Regions from separate parts of the Homo sapiens genome. Here region 2 is linked to region 1. A link is an interaction called in ENCODE POLR2A ChIA-PET data of the cell type or tissue named here. Cell type or tissue: CD4-positive, alpha-beta T cell. All regions are shown on one strand. Each heading gives the region's core, and the rest is flanking DNA. Links, peaks and the distances in the headings are about the cores only. Region 1 overlaps HTT (huntingtin). Region 2 overlaps HTT (huntingtin).

Evidence for each region. Peaks named below come from ENCODE experiments on the same cell type or tissue, not always from the same donor. Only the 100,000 strongest peaks of a DNase experiment are listed, where the experiment ranks them.
Region 2: POLR2A ChIA-PET joins it to region 1 with 5 read pairs; 6 of 35 experiments call an interaction of 5 or more read pairs at or near these places.

The regions. Positions count from the first base shown.
Region 1 is chr4:3,200,541-3,205,918 of GRCh38, forward strand. It overlaps HTT (huntingtin), which reads left to right. Exons shown (of 67, transcript NM_001388492.1): 42 at 3,467-3,608. Among named protein-coding and RNA genes, the nearest start is that of MSANTD1, 46 kb to the right of the region's middle. RefSeq lists a silencer at 2,517-2,616. In CD4-positive, alpha-beta T cell, for the core only: no CTCF peak of the experiment used is centred there; DNase peaks (open chromatin) are centred at 1,641, 2,071 and 2,471; H3K4me3 peaks cover 1,204 bases; H3K27ac peaks cover 490 bases.
Region 2 is chr4:3,120,113-3,125,490 of GRCh38, forward strand. HTT (huntingtin) reads left to right here. Exons shown (of 67, transcript NM_001388492.1): 9 at 1,116-1,320; 10 at 2,777-2,824. Among named protein-coding and RNA genes, the nearest start is that of HTT, 48 kb to the left of the region's middle. In CD4-positive, alpha-beta T cell, for the core only: no CTCF peak of the experiment used is centred there; no DNase peak of the experiment used is centred there.

The DNA of each region.
Region 1 (5,378 bases), core at 93-5,092:
GCTGAATCCTCAGCACAGTATTTCTGGAAGGCTCAAGATCCCACGCTGGGGAAAAGAAGTTCTGGAGACAAAAGAGGGCAGGTGCTGCCGTGCCTCTCTGCTCAGTATGGATACTGGACCTTGTGCTGCCAGGGCTCCCAGTAGGGCCAGTTCATGGCACTCAGCTGGAAAGTCCACTGTTGGGAGGCATTCTTAACCATCCACTCTGTGCCGTATGTAGTGGGGTCTGGTCATTCTGTTGGAGGAGACAGACCAGTGACGACATTTGAAATGCTTGGTGGATGTCTTAGGCCTGTTACGATGACTGAGCACTGTGGGGGCAGGAGACAGAAAGTCAGTGTCTCCTAGTTCTGTGCTGCTTTAACGTGCATAGAAATCAGCTGCGGATTCAGCAGATCACTCCTTTTCTGACAGATGGGCCTGCTTACTCTGATGTTATATCAGAAAGCTCTGAATCTGGGAATTGTGTCCCCTGAATTGGAGTAACAGAAATGCTTAGATGATGAGTGTTTAAAAGAAATAAACCAAAGGTAAATTTAGTTTGGAATTCAGCAAGCGTCTTCATTCAGCCCTCTGAGGGCAAACTACAGCTTTTTGTAAATGTAGGTAAATTCTGTGACTGTTTCGTGACCCCCTCTGATCCAGTTTTCCTTTATAACCTTCTGTATTGTTCCTTCTATTATCCTGAAATAACATTAATAGATTAGGCTGGGCGTGGTGGCTCATGCCTATAATCCCAGCACCTTGGGAAGCCAAGGCGGGCAGATCACCTGAGGCCAGGACTTCGAGACCAGCCTGGCCAACATGATGAAATGCTGTCTCTACTGAAAATAACAAAAATTAGCCGAGCATGGTGACAGGTGCCTGTAGTCCCTGCTACTCAGAAGGCTGAGGCGGGAGAATCGCTTGAACCTAGGAGGAAAAGGTTGCAGTGAGCTGAGATCGCGCCACTGCACTCTAGCCTGGGTGACAGAGTGAGACTCCATCTCAAAAAAAAAAAAAAAAAAAAAAAATTAATGGATCAATGGATTTTTAACCTAATAATTAAATTTCAAAAAATATCGTTCTTTAATGGTAATGTAAAGGTAAAATTAAGATAATATGTAACAAGCATGTGAGTGTCTAAGGTGTCCCCGTGGTGGAAGGAAAAAATAAATCCCCATAAGTGTCCAAGATGCCCATAGAGAGCAGAGCTGTTCTGGTTTAAACCCCTGCTCTTAGCACTGTGTTTTTCCAGCTGTGGGTGGTGGGGGATGAGTATCTTTTTATTTCCATGAGATGAGAAAAATGAATTACTAGAAGTGTGAAATACAAAACACAGCTGCTCTTTTTTTAGCCATAGACTCAGCAGCCATAAAATTGCTGTATCCAGTTGCAGAAATTCCTGCTGCTTACTCTTGACCCTCTCTCGGTTTGTGTGCATCTCCTCTCAGGCTGGCTCCCAGATGGGAGCTGGCTCCAGGCGACACTGGGTGCTCTGCTCCAGGAGGTCCTTATGTGGGTCCTGCCCTAGCCTAGCCCCTCTCTTATGGACTCTGTCACTGTGGGTTTATGATTCACTCTCAATCTGTCTTACCTCTTGGTGAACTGTTAGAGTCCTGCCTATACTTTGGCGCTTGTGGGTGTGTTGTGGTACACATGATGTGTTGGTCACTTCCCAGCTCATCTTGTTCTGAGTCACCCTAGATTTGGGACATTCATTCGCCACCAGTACCGGGCGGTGTATGGCCTGAGATTTGGGGGGGCTTGTGCTGCTACAAATTGGGGCTGAATTTGAGTTGACAGTGGACCTTCTTTATGTCTACTGCTCATATTTGAATTGCAAATACTGCCTCTTCTCTTTCAGAGGCTCATTACCCTATAGCTGTATTATTGCAAAGTGCACAATTACAGCTTGAGTGTAAGTCACACTGCGCTGGCAGGACGGCCCACTGAGAAAGGGCACGTTTCCTGTTCGTTAGTTTTCACATTGACACATAATTTACAATACAGTAAAATGTACTTTTCTATCAACTGTAGTCAGTAACAGCCCCCCTCCCCCAACCACATCAAGATATAGAGGAGTGCTGTCACTTCAAACAGTTCCCTCTTCCTCTGCCACATCCTGCCCCTCCCCAGGTCTAACCACCAATCCGTGCTCTGTCCCTCTGTTCAGCCCATTGCAGAAGGCCATAGAAATAGAATCTATAGGCTAGGTGTGGTGGCTCATGCCTGTAATCCCAGTATTTTGAGAGGCTGAAGTGGGAGGATGACTTGAGGCTGGGAGTTCAAGACTAGCCTGGGCTGCCTAGCAAGACCCCATCTCCAGAAAAAAAAAATTTAAAAATTACAATCACGTCCCTGTAGTTCAGCTGCTTGGGAGGCTGAGGCAGGAGGATCACTTGAGCTCAGGAGTTAGAGGTTACAGTGAGCTATGATCGTGCCACTGTGCTCCAGCCTAGGTGACACAGCAAGACGTTGTCTCTGGGGAAAAAAGAAAGAAACGGAACCACGCGGTGTGCAGCCTTCTGAGTCTGGCCCCTTTCGGTGAGCAGTGTCTAAAGTTCTGTCGCGTGTTGCCCACGCGTCGGTGGCTCGCTCCTTGCAACTGCTGAGCATTGTATGGCTAGGCTGTAGTTTGTTTTCACTTCACCAGTTGGGAAACAGAGAAAAGGCACTTTTTAAAAAGTTTAAATCTGTAGAATTTTGGTTTTTACCAGTTCTCTTCTAAATCCTGAGGGATTACAGGAAAAGTTGTTGTATTTCAGAATATTCTTAGCTTGATGTGACCTCTGTCCCCGTTAAGGCCCTTTGCCGCAATGGGAAGGACGTCGCTCGGTCAGACCCTGAAGGTCAGAGGGGCAGTTTGGGAGTGTGTCAACATTTTAACTGTATGGACTAGAGCCAAGAGTCTCAAGGTTTATAATTCCCACGTATTCAAAAAGAAAAAAACAATAAAGTGAGAAGTCAGTGTAGAGTGAAATAACCTGTGTTAGTGGGGAAGAAGTGTTTTTAAACAGGATTTCCATAACGTATAACATCAACATGTTTAGAGTGGTGATGTTTCATTGGGAAACGAACAGTAAAACATGAAAGCAGGGAGGTTTTCATTCTGGCAGTTGGCAACTTTCACGGCAGATGGAGAATTTCAAAAGCAATTGCTCAATTATCAAACATAGCCAGTGTGAGTTCTGAAATAAAGGTGCTGATTGAATGTGCAGCTTTATGGTGGATTTTGCTATTCAGGCAAGCATTTTAATTTTCTGCCTGTTAAATTCTGTTTTCTTTAGTTTTTCATATGTGGTTTATTGTAGCTTAGGAATAGATAACTGAGAGTATATATTACACATACAACATTCTGATATGGCAATATTTAAAACAACTTGTCTGTTTTAGAACTAGAATTAAACATAATCATCTTCAGTATTTTGCAAATAAGCTCACTGCCATCCAGAAACATTGTCAATGCATCTGTTGCTCCTTCTAGAAGACACAGTCTGTCCAGCACAAAGTTACTTAGTCCCCAGATGTCTGGAGAAGAGGAGGATTCTGACTTGGCAGCCAAACTTGGAATGTGCAATAGAGAAATAGTACGAAGAGGGGCTCTCATTCTCTTCTGTGATTATGTCGTAAGTTTGAAATGCCTGTAAACGGGGTTGAGGGAGGTGGGGACCAGGAGAACATCCTGTGTAGATGACACTTGCATGGACCCTCTGGAACCCAGACCGCCCGGTGTCCTGCCAAGCTCCATCGAAACTAAATCTAGAATGAATGTTTACTTCTGCTGTGACATATAATTGGAGACCAGGCCTGGCCTTCCAGTCACTGGATTCTAAGTTGGACTGTGAGAGTTTTTGCAGCTGACTCATTTATCAAATGCCCGGCTATTGGCTCACGCCTACATGATGCTGGGTATGTTTGTTAATTTGAGGGAAGCAATGGAATAATAATAACTAATGATTTAAAAAACAAAGTAAGTGCATTGACTGTAGTGGGGTTCTGATTTTAAATTTTTTTAAAAATTAATACCAGGAGCAGTGGCTTATGCCTAAATTCCAGCAACTCGAGAGGCTGAGGTAGGAAGATCACTTGAGCCCAGGAGTTTGAGACAAGCCTGGGCTATGGTGTGAGACACCCATCTCTAAAAAAATAAAAAATAAAAAATTATCCAAGTGTGGTGGCTCGTGCCTGTAATCACAGCTCTTTGAGAAGCTGAGGGCGGAGGATGGCTTGAGCCTGGGAGTTCGAGACCAGCCTGGCAACACAGAGAAACCCTGCCTCTACCAAAAAAAGAAAGAGAGGAAGAAAGAAAAATTAGCCTGGCGTGGTGGTGCATGCCTGTGGTCCCAGCCACCTGAGAGACTGAGAAGGGAGGATTGCTTGAGCCCAGAAGTTTGAGGCTGCAGTGAGCTGTGACTGTGTCACTGCACTCCGGCCTGGGTGACAAGGCGAGACCCCTGCTCTAAAATAATTTTTTTAAGTTAATTTGTAGAAAAGGTGTTAGATGTTCTTTGTCACATTTTATGATGGATTCCTGTTTAAATGCCGTTCTCTTTAAAGAAAAAAAAATAACTTGTGGGAGTTTTTAACCATAAAACTAGCATCACATATTTACCATGGAGAATTTACAAAAAAACAAATAAACGGAGGAAAATAAAACCTCCTGTAATCATACTACTCAGAGATAACTTGCTGTTAGATTTTGGTCTAGATTTAATACTTTTTCTATATTTATATTAAAAATATTTAAAACATATGCATTTCTTTGTCACAAACATGGTATCTTATAGATACTACTGTCACATAGCAAAACAGTGTTAAATATTCTGAATCAGAAAAGGAAGCCGACTCTCCAACTGAAAGAGGTGTTATCCTAGAGACTTTTTCTGGTGATGACAATTTATTAATAGTCACTTTTTGCTTTACTTTCTCTATTGAAGTAGTTTTTCTATTTTGTTCTACTTTTAAGGATAATATAATTTATAATGCTGTTTTTCACAGAAATATAAGAAAAAAGATACTAATTTTATAAGTTAATAAAGTTTGATCATCCCAAATCCAAAAATCTGAAATCCAAAATGCTCCAAATTCTGAAGCTTTTTGAGTGCTGACATTATGTTCAAAGGAAATGTTCATTGGAAGGTTTCAGATTTTCGGATTTAGGGAGCTCAACAAATAAGTATAATGCACATATTTCAAAACCTGAAAAAAATCCTAAATTCAGAATACTTCTGATCCCAAACATTTCAGATAAGGGTTATTCAACCTGTACTGTCAGATGATCCCAAATGAAAAATATTAATCGTTAACCAAATATCAAGGAATTGATCACATTTTACAGTTTCTGCCTAGGATTATGAATCAAGATGAAAAGGCTCTGCATGTTTAAAAATATATAT
Region 2 (5,378 bases), core at 237-5,236, 80 kb before region 1:
TTTTTACTTTATACTCTTCTACACTGTCTGATTTTGAAAAAAAGAAACATGTATTTTATAATATTAAAGATAGGGTTGGCAAATAGCAAATAAAAATACAGAATACCAGTGAAATTTGAACTTCAGATACATTATGAGTAATTTTATGGTGTAAGTATATTCCAAATCATGTGGGACATACTTACACTACAAAATTATTTGTTGTTTGTTTACAGTTTAAATTTGAGTGCCTTGTATTTTATCTGGCAACTGTAATTAAAGGGAAAAAGAATAAATTCATTATGTTCATATAATGTGATATAGCAGGGGTCCCCAACCCCCAGGCTGCAGAGTGGTACTGGTCCATGGGTCCCCAACCCCCAGGCTGCAGAGCGGTATTGGTCCATGGCCTGTTAGGAACCAGGCTGCCCAGCAGGAAGTGAGCAGCAGGTGAGCTGGCATTCCCACCTGAGCACCGCCTCCTGTCAGATCAGTGGCAGCATTAGATTCCCATAGGAGTGCAAACCCTATTGTGAACTGCACATGTGAGGGGTCTAGGTTGTGCGCTCCTTATGAGAATCTAATGCCTGATGATCTGAGGTGGAACAGTCTCGTCTTGAAACCATCCCCTGGCCCTGTGGAAAAATTGTCTCCCATGAAACCAGTCTCTGGTGCCAGAAAGGTTGGGTAGCACTGTGATATAGTATTAAAAGTGCTAATAAATATGGCATACTGCCTTTAAAATGTCTGGTAGCTCTTTCTCAGTGGCACTCATAATAGTGTTTTTTGATTTTTAAATGTGTGTCAAGCTGACTCTCCCCTCCGTGTATGCTGGGCTTTATTTTCCCTTTCCTAGTCACCAGTTTTGGGAAATAGAGATCTTCATTCTCATGCTGCTCCTCTAGTGCAAGTGCTCCATTTATTTTTAAGGAATTAATATAACAAAAAATCATGGGAATTTAGAAAACAACATGGAAGCTAATGATCACATTGGTGGAAGTGATAGGGAAATATTTAGGGGGAGAAGTTAAGGTATAAACTTTGTCAATGAAGTCCTATTAAAAACAACAAAAAAGTGAAGCTTAGGATGCATTTTATAAACTCTGACCAGAACACCTGTGTTTCTCTGTTTCTAGGTTTATGAACTGACGTTACATCATACACAGCACCAAGACCACAATGTTGTGACCGGAGCCCTGGAGCTGTTGCAGCAGCTCTTCAGAACGCCTCCACCCGAGCTTCTGCAAACCCTGACCGCAGTCGGGGGCATTGGGCAGCTCACCGCTGCTAAGGAGGAGTCTGGTGGCCGAAGCCGTAGTGGGAGTATTGTGGAACTTATAGGCAAGTTATTAGCAAGGTCTACTCTTACAATTAACTTTGCAGTAATACTAGTTACACTCTATTGATTATGGGCCTGCCCTGTGCTAAGCAGTCTGCATTCCATCTTCCTTGCCAAAACTTATAATACAAATTTCATCTTTATTTTATAAATAGGGGAGTTGGGCTGGGTGTGGTGGCTCACGCCTGTAATTTCAGCACTTTGGAAGGATCGCTTCAGCCCAGGAGTTTGAGACAACCTGGCCAAGTGAGACCCTGTCTCTACAAAAAAAAAAAAAAAAAAAAAATTAGCTGGGCATGGTGGCACATGCCTGTAGTCCCAGCTGCTTTGGAGGCTGAGGTGGTAGGATTGCTTAAGCCCAAGAGGTTGAGGCTGCAGTGAATCTTGATGGCAGCTGCACTGAGCCTGGTGACAGAGCAAGATGCTGTCTCAAAATAAATTTAAAAATAAAATAAGAGAATTAAAGTTTAGCAGGTTGGGTGGCAAAATGAGGCCACACATTTAAAGCCCCTCCTCCTGATTCTTTTCTCTGCCTTGGCTGCCTCCTGTGGCATTTTAGGTGCTGAGAAATGAAAACAGTAGGGAAAATAGTTCCAGGATCCTCATGTTAATTTGCCAGAAATGGCATCTTCAAGTCGTCAGAGGGATCTGAGAGTTCCTTCCTGGCCTGACTTGAGAAAATCCGTCTGTCCCCAGCTCTGCGTCTGCCTCCACTGCCCAGTCACCTCCTCTCCATGCTCTTGGGGCTGGGCCCTACCCCACCATGCAGTGCTGCCCTGGAGCAGTGAGCTTGGTGGGTCCTGTCTGGCATGAGAGCTGCCTTTGGGAGCTGGATCCCAGCCTCTACCACTGGGTCTGGTGCCTAGCAGGCTATGGATAAACTTCTGCTGACTCCGGCCTCTCCTAAGCCACTGCAACGTGGTCGGTGTAGTGCACAGTGTGTGTGCAGCGTGGCCTTACTCACAGCCTCCACATTAGAGAGAATCTGACTGAAGTCTTACTGCTGCCTCGTGTGAACATAAATGTTTGCCAGAACCATGAGCAGGAAATGTTAATCTGCCTTGTTTCCTGTCCTTTACACGGAAGAATTTTTTTCTGTATGGAATGCGTGCCTTACAAATAATGAGTGGAAATACCCATCGCTAATGAAAAGTTATACTTGACTGTTAGTCAGCTAAATAATCTGAGATTTCTAATACTTTTAATTTGGCTTTTACAATGCAATTTATCTTAGCTTTTTTGATTTCTTAGGTCATATCTTTAGAACTATATATTTGAATGTTAATGTAATTTTCATATTGAAATTAAAATGTTGAACTGCGATGTTAAGTGTTTCCTGTGGAAAAACGTTCACATTTTCTCTAGTTTTAAAGTTGAATCAAGCTGTTTGAAGATTTTCACATTTCTTCTAGATTTTATCAGCTTGTTACTTTATCTGTCACTTTCTGTGATTTGCAGCTGGAGGGGGTTCCTCATGCAGCCCTGTCCTTTCAAGAAAACAAAAAGGTGATTATTTCAGAAATCAGAGTCTTGTGTTGAATCTTACTGATTTTCTTGTATTTCTGTAATGTAATGTATCTTGTATTTCTTGTAATACTGTATTGGACTCTGTGTATATCTCTTCTCAGATGAGTGATTATATGTGTGAATGTTGCTGGAATCTGATAACCAGGCCTGAATAGTTTTGTAGGGTGGCTTTTAAAAATTACTTTCATATCAGAATTGCTTTGTCATAAATTTTGAACGCATCATAAATTTCTAATGTTCGGGGTCAGCAGACTTTTTTTGTAAAGGGACAGAGTGTAAACATCTTAGCTTTATGGGCCATATGGTCTCTTTTGCAACATTCAGCTCTGCCCTGTGACAGGAATGCAGTTGTAAAGACATGAGCTACTGGCCAGCTATGTTCCAGTAGAACTTTACTTACAGAAACAGACAGGCTGTAGTTTGCCAATACCTGCCTTAGGGAATGTGTTGTTATATTTTGTGAGTTACCTTCTCAGTAAATTTTATTTAGTATTAGTCAGGAATATTATTAAGTAGCTTCTTTTCCAGCCTGGTCAACATAGTGAGACCCGGTCTCTACCAAAACAAAACAAAACAAAAAAACAGCCACGCATGTGGCATGTGCCTGTAGCCTCAGCTGCTGCTCAGGGGGCTGAGGCAAGAGGATTGTTTGAGCCCAGGAGTTTGAGGTCACAGTGAGCTGTAGTCATGCCACTGCACTCCAGCCTAGGCAACAGAATGAGACCTTGTGTCTTAAAAAAAAAAAGTTTCCTTTGTTGGGTTATTTTAATTTGGACCTGGTTATCATTTTTCAGCCATATTTAACTTTGTACATATCAGAATGTTCTGATAAAACTTAACTTTTATTAAAGTGTTTGTGATATAATCTGCTAGTTTTGGTACACATTATCTTTTGCAATGCCAGTTATTTTCTTTTCCAGTGTGGGTTTGCATAGGAAAAGAATTGCTGTCACTTTCTATTTTGAAATCTTAAAAGACTGATCCTTTTTTGTGTCATGATTTGAGTATTTAATTGAGAGCCTAATGCCTAATATTATTTGCAGTATTAAATGGGATCTTAACAGGAATAGCATTCTAGCCTTCATTGAATTAAGTAAACATTTCTTAAGAGAACTTGGAATCTATAATATTTGCGTCATCATAGTATGAGATACTTAATCAAGTTTGAGATTTTAGTGAAACATTGTTTAGAAGCCAAAAGGATTCTAGGAAAAATTAATGTCTATATTCTTGAATTAGGAGAGATTTTGGGACGTGTGACTAAGTTACGCTGACACTTGTTTGTTTCTTAGTCGCTTTTTCCAGTGGCGGTGAGAACGAAGATGACTGATTCACATTGCTCAGATGAGTTTATCCTCTTCTGGCTGGGACATGGGATATATCCTGTCTCTTTTAAGCCTTTTTGGTATTTTTCCCCCATTGAGAGCTGTGTCTTCAAACTCTTCTGTTATAGCTGGAAAATCCTTTTTAAGTGAAATCTGCCCAAATTATAAGACAGATGAAGGTAGAGTTGTGTTGGATATAGGATTAGGGTGAAAGTAGTGGGGGTGTCCTGGAGCCTCTCTTCTGGTGGCAGCCTAGCTCTTGTGCCTTTGAGGAAATTACCCTGGGGACGGCTCTGTGGAACATATTTGCAAACCACTGATTTGGAAGATAGAGATGGCTTTTGTTAAGATCTGAATTCACCTTTTTGGCATTTTATTTGATTTCTCAAGGTAAAGAACTTATTTTGTAATAAAGTTTCCTATTATTTAGTAGATAGGCCAAGTTGCTGTGTTAATTCCATGTAGATTTTGGGTTTCCTTTGCTCATTTTTTCACTCTTAATCTCACATCATTGTAAGTTTATGGAAGTTATCATACTTCTGACTTTTTCTTTGAAGAGCAGAAATTAGAAATTCCCAATAATTATTTTGATAGTGTCATTTAATGACACTCACATGTGATGTAGCCACAAAGATTTAATGAGTTCAGTTTTAAATCATATTAAGACTGTTGGTTTCATTTGTTCTCATTAATGTAATTCTGAAGATGAACAATAAAATGTATTTTTAGAACTTTCAAATGAAATATTATTTCATCCTTCCAGATCATATAATGCTTAAGTTCTGATTGTTAATCATAAAGTCTAGAAAATTAAAAGATAATAAAATGAAAGTGACTTTTAGGTATTAGAGTTTTATTATAAATTCTGGTGTGTCATTGGAGCTATGACATGAATATTTCAAAGGCCAATAGCATTGGATCTTTACAGTTATAACTTACCATTTTTAAGTTTAAGTAGTAATATAGATTATTTAATAATCAAAATCAATAAATATTAATTATTAAAATGTTTTGTGGTATAGTTTGAGAATCATTGCTTTTAACTTTTTCCATATAGGTTTATTGACTTTAATAGCATTCTAAACATAACATCTCTACATTCTTTGTGTTTAATACTGTGGAGGTATAAAAATACTTATATATGATGATAAACTATATTAGAGTAAATTAAATATTCTTATGAGTTTCATTTTAGAGTGCATTTACTT